2 separate regions of the Mus musculus genome follow, and region 1 is linked to region 2. A link is a loop called in an ENCODE intact Hi-C map of the cell type or tissue named here. Cell type or tissue: left cerebral cortex. All regions are shown on one strand. Links, peaks and the distances in the headings refer to the core of each region. The heading gives the core; the rest is flanking DNA. Region 1 has its middle 66 kb from the start of Gm35392. Region 2 has its middle 60 kb from the start of Gm46033.

Region 1 (2,923 bases), core at 185-2,684, 160 kb after region 2:
AGGCAGTATTAAGGGGACGAAAACTTGAAATGGATTTTTCTGCTTTATATTGAAATTTGCTTCATTTATATGAATATTTCAGGAGATGCCTTCTGAAGATGTTAAATCTCATTTCACAAGATAAGAAGGAAATAGAAAGGGACCACAAAGTCACCGAGCCTAGTTCTATACACTAGTTCATAAATGAATCACATAAGACATTCTTTCTAGAAAAATAATTGTCATATTTATTCTGATTAACTTTAAGTCTCCCAACATCTGTATGAAATGTGCCAAGGCTTTCCTGTGTGGACTGCACTCCTTGAATCTGGTGGCTACAGGATATAGAAAATTCATTGGGATGCTGTTAGGGAAACCCTGGAAAGCCAACATTGAATGCATATGGTGATTTTAGTATGAGCCAACCTATCAATCACTTTGCCCCCTAGTGCGGACACCCTACTGAATGCCCTATGTACTTAGGTTTGAAACTAGGTCAGTCAGCTCCTAGTTTACAGCCACTTGACGCACTGGGGTCTAGGCTTGGGCAGCTGTCGTGGACCAAGGAAGCACTCTAGGCAAGGGGAGAGAGTATAAAGATCCTGAGAGATGGAGAGATAAGGCCTGCACTTAGGGGCTTACAAGAACATCCTGGATTATCCCAGACATCACAGCATGGCCTAGCACTCCCACTAATGGCCAGAAATGGGAGAGATATGTGCAGGAGCCACAGGAAGCATGTTCATGTGACACAGCCCAGGAGTAAAGTTTTTTGGTGAACAGTACAATAAGGTCAAACCAATCTTCTAGTTATATGCATTCATTGTAAAGAGACCTCTATTGTCAAAGTATCCAGAATCCAATGAATTATTACAGAAGGTGTGCTCCAAGTAGAGAGACATGCAAATCTCAGATTCATCTACATCAATGGGATTCACATTCCTTCATCAATAATGCACTTCTAAGAACACTGTTACTCATTAGTCCAGTCTTCCTTCAGTGTTTACAACCCTCAGGTTCTACCACGTGCTTCCAGTCTCCCAACATCTGTATGAGATGTGCCAAGGCTTTCCTGTGTGGACTGCACTCCTTGAATCTAGTGGCTACAGGATATAGAGAATTCATTGGGATGCTGTTAGGGAAACCCTGGAAAGCCAACATTGAATGCATATGGTGATTTTAGTATGAGCCAACCTATCAATCACTTCGCCCCCTAGTGGGGACACCCTACTGAATGCCCTATGTACTCTATCTTCTCCTGATGAGAAACTTTTCATTTCTATACCCTAAACTCAGGAAGGACTCAAGTATCTTAAGTTAATGCTGAAAAGAAAGAAAGAAAGAGAGAAAGAAAGAAAGAAAGAAAGAAAGAAAGAAAGAAAGAAAGAAAGAAAGAAAGAAAGAAAGAAAGAAAGAAAGAAAGGAGGGAGGGAGGGAGGGAGGGAGGGAGGGAGGGAGGGAGGGAAGAAAGAAAGAAAGAAAGAAAGAAAGAAAGAAAGAAAGAAAGAAAGAAAGAAAGAAAGAAAGAAAGAGAAAAAAAACTATTAAGAGCCAGGGTTCTACTCAGCTGAGAAACTCCTGCACATAAGCACTGTACTACATTGCTTTGATATGCAACTCTGCTCTGTCATATAGAAATGTGGGAGACAGAAGAGGGGGACAACACTGGGGAGTAGAGTGATGGTACTAAAAGTGACTTCCAAGCCAGAAGTGGTCCTAGATACCCAACATCTCGGAACTTGAGAGTCTGAGGCATAAGAACTGCTATGAGTTAGTCGCCAGCCTGTACTACACAGCAAGTGCCAGGCTAAACAAAGCATGACCTTCTCTCAGTACCAAACAAACATTGTGTGTCTCCCAAGTACTATGCCCAAACAAGATAAGAAATCATTATTATTATTAGGATCTTACAGCATCCTAATACAGATAAATGAGAAATTTCAGAAAATATTAAACTTTGGATCCTGGTAAGAATAGAGGGTCCTGAACAAGCAGTAAGGGTTGCAAGACAGATGCAGTTTGACACATCTAAGAGAGCGAAGGCATGCATGCAACTGAATGAGCTATATACTACCAGTATAACCCCAGGAAGGCCCCAAACCTGCAAGTGCTTTCATGATATGGAGTGGCAAGAAAGCTCTCATTGCATGTAGAAATGGGAAAAGGTAAAGCCATCCCAGTAGGCAGTTTGGTGGAGTCTTACAGCTCTGAACACACTGTCAATGAGATGTATCCCCAAAAGCTCATGAATATTGAACTCTTGGTCTGTACTTGGTGGTGCAGTTTGGGAAGGTTATAGAGTCTTGGCATAGTAAGGAATGCCACTGGGAACAGGCTATAGCCCCATCTGGCTTCCTTCTACAAACAACCCAACTCATTTCTTGAGTGGGGATGAGATGTGATCAGCCAGCTCTCAGCTCTTGCTGGCAGGCTTCTCCAAGTGTTGCCAAGTCTTTTCCTCCATGACAGACTCTAACACTCTAGAACTGTAAGCCAAGATACTCCTTTTGCCCAGGTTGCTTTGGGTCATAGTATTTTATCACAGAAACAGAGAGGACTTTCCATCCGGTCCAATAGTCACTGCCTGCATGTTTATCCAAATGATTGAAAACAAAGATCCCCTGACCATGATCTGCCCCAATACAGAATCCAGTGATCCTTCCAAACCATACTCTGGCTCATAGTTTTCGCTGCTTTATGCAACCCAGTGGCCACTAGTGTTCAAAATAGAACCCTATAATGGTCTCCTCAAGGCTGCATGCTGGCTACCATCTTTGTCTCTGAGAGCACCCTCCTTCAAGCCCACAGAAGACACATGGACTCCTGCCTTGGGATTTCATGATTGTTCATTCACAGCAGCCTCCTCATCTTATTTACAGAGCACAGACTTTTAAACTCCCTTTATTTTAGTCCATTGTTAACAAAGCAAAAGAAGAAAGCAAAA
Region 2 (2,923 bases), core at 140-2,639:
ACATCTCAGAATTGGATAAAAAGAACAAAGAAAGTACAACAAGCTTGCATGGGGATTTCACTCAGGGGGAAACACTTGCCTTCCATGAACATAAGGACCCGGATTCAATCCTAAGTATGGAAAAACAAACAAACAACAACAGGGATTTGCAAACCTTGGTGGGAAAAAGAAACAGGGGAGAAATACACAAATAACAACACAGTGGAAATAAAGAACCCACGCACAGGAAAGCTGTGAACCAGGAGAGGGGAGAAACACTATGTTTCAAATTAATCTGAGACCTATGGTTGTAGTTAAATGGATCATTAATATATGATAGTAAAAAGACTAGTGAATAAAGGACAATTACTTATATGTATTTATAGCAGATAGTCATTCGCCTGAAATCCTGTTTTGTTTTGTTTTGGTTTTTTGTTTTGCAGTAAGCTCCTTTTTGAAATATGTCTTTTGGAAATGCATTCTTTACCATAACAGCACATTCATCCTAATGTCAGTATTACCTTCATGTCTTGATATTTTTACTACGTCATATTCTAAATTCACCCAAGTTGAGTTTGATCTTAGAGACACTGCTGTATATAGGACAAAATCTCACTGTGTGATTGTATGGGTGGGTGTTGTGTTATCATTATGGAAGATTTAAAACGAGGGCTGGCTCGTATCCCTGAGTGTTCTGGGTGCTCTAGCCCTGTGATCAGCTGGCTCCTTGGTCTGGATGGGTTGACACAATGTTCTCTGATAAAAACCATTTACAGAACCAGGCAGGAATCAAGAATGGAGGCACAGTAAGAAACCCTATCCCTCAGTGTGCTCAGGACTACCTCTTCCCCTAACTTTATTCACTGATGATTCACAATACCTCTCAATGGTACGAATGGGGGACCAGTCCTTTAGCACATGGAACATATGGACATGATCTTCATGAAGTAGTACCTGTGTTATGTTTTGTCTGTTTATTCTAGCTAATTATGAGTGTCTGGAATATTTTTCTAAGTAGTGAGGTTTTAGGTAAGGCCTGTCAGCCATCTTTAACTTCCCTGTATTGAATGCATGTTTTGATAACGACCCTGTTGGTTTTCCATGAAAATACATCCATCAGAGGTGGACACTTGTGAACTTGTGAACTTCCAGGTTACATAGAATGTGTGATGGTTGAGTAAGGCAGGAAGATGTACTCAAAACGCTCCCTTCCTGGAGGCTCCAAAAGTCTGGGATTTCCCTTAGGCATCTCCCAGGCTACAGAATGGAAGTTCAGGTCATAGTACCTTGTTGAATGTCCCTGCTTAAACATGGACATTGGGGTCACAAACCACAAAGCGTTGTGTCAGCATAACTTGTGTATCAGTTCTGTCATGATTTCACAATGACAAACGTGTCCAAAAATAATTTACTTTATAGCAGGCACAAACCTTGTTTCTTAAGTGAGAGGCGGTGCCCAGGAGATATTTGAGGATAAAATATTCAGTGTCTTTTCCGATCATCCCCTGGAGTGAAACACATGGTAATTTAGATGCAATTTTATTTTCTAACCACATTAGTGTTGAGTGTACGCTGAAAGAAAAAGCATTCTGAGCAAAATGGCTTCATCATTTAAAACACTGACCTCAAGTCTAGGTAGAGGACTCCCCCCCCCCCCCCCCCCCCGTTCAGCAGGCATGAAATGAGAACCCTCAAGCCTGTGGTTATTCAGACTCAAAGCATGCTTTCCCTGGGGCATATCTTGTTAAAATACTTTCCACTTTTATGTCTTTGTTCATTTATTAAAAAGTTACTTGTTTTATAAGCATGTGTGTTTTGTCTACATGTAGGTCTATGGATCACATATGTGCCTTGTGTTTATGGAAGCCAGAAAAGGGTCTTTGATCTTCAGAAACTGGAGTTAGAGATGGTTGTGAGCTGCCATGTGGGTGCTGGGAACTGAACCCAAATCCTCCATAAGAGTGGCACGTGCTCTTAAGCACTGAGTCCTCTCTCTAGCCCTATTTGCTCATTCTCAAACTATTCATCTTTAGTCTCTTTTCTGAAAACATGAAATTGCTATCTTTATTCTTTAATTAGAACTCATCCAAATCATCAGAGAAATGGTCACGTGTGCATGCTGCTTTTGCACAAGACCCACGTCAGGCTGCTTAGAATGAATGGCCCGCAACTCCAGCTGCAAGTAACTCAACACTGGACCACTGAGCACCTGCACTCGTGTGCCTTCCCCCCTACACAAAAACAAGTGCATGCACAACATAATTAAAATATCAAAAATGAACCTCTAAAATATTATTAGTTAAAAATCTCCCAAGAGTTGAGAAGTGTATTTTAAGGTTCTATACTATGGCTTCACTTTATTGGATAAAACCTTGGTCCCAAACACCAAACACCTTAGTATAAACTAAATATGACTTAAGTGAACAGTGTGCCCTTAGTGTTATAAATCCTTCCTAACACTGTTTGTTATACTATTGAAAGAGGAGACGACAGTCTGGTGTGTTAACCCTAACAAGTATTCCAATACTTAGGGGGAGGCTGGGGCAGGGAGAGTTTGAGGTCACCCCAGTGAGGTCCTGTCTCCAAGAAAAGGAAAACAAGAAGAAAGGAAAACGAGAAGATAGGATCACAAAGAGTCACAGGTTTTCTATCTGGTTCCTCCATGACTGCCTCCTCACTGGGTCATTGGGTCCTGTGTCCACTCCTAATGTAGCGAGAGGACACTGGGGGCTGAGGGGAACACATGCAGGTATCCAGCTTCTCGGTTGCCCTTTGTAAACAAACATGAGAAGCTGTGAACATGCAGAGCTCTATGGCAGTGGTGGCTGAGGGGCTACTTTGAGAGATAACAAGAACAGAGTCCTCGGCTTCAAATCTGTCTGCCCAGGAGCCAGGTTATTGCCTCGTAAAACAGGGTGAAGATTCTATAGCCACTTAATTAGCA

Evidence for each region. Peaks named below come from ENCODE experiments on the same cell type or tissue, not always from the same donor. Only the 100,000 strongest peaks of a DNase experiment are listed, where the experiment ranks them.
Region 1: it touches region 2 in a loop (1.9-fold over the local background); 2 of 42 quality-filtered maps call a loop at or near these places.

What each region holds. Positions count from the first base shown.
Region 1 is chr8:15,307,891-15,310,813 of GRCm38, reverse strand. No RefSeq gene overlaps it. Among named protein-coding and RNA genes, the nearest start is that of Gm35392, 66 kb to the left of the region's middle. In left cerebral cortex, for the core only: CTCF peaks have their summits at 963 and 1,197 (motif pointing left); a DNase peak (open chromatin) is centred at 2,332.
Region 2 is chr8:15,468,519-15,471,441 of GRCm38, reverse strand. No RefSeq gene overlaps it. Among named protein-coding and RNA genes, the nearest start is that of Gm46033, 60 kb to the left of the region's middle. In left cerebral cortex, for the core only: no CTCF peak of the experiment used is centred there; a DNase peak (open chromatin) is centred at 1,430.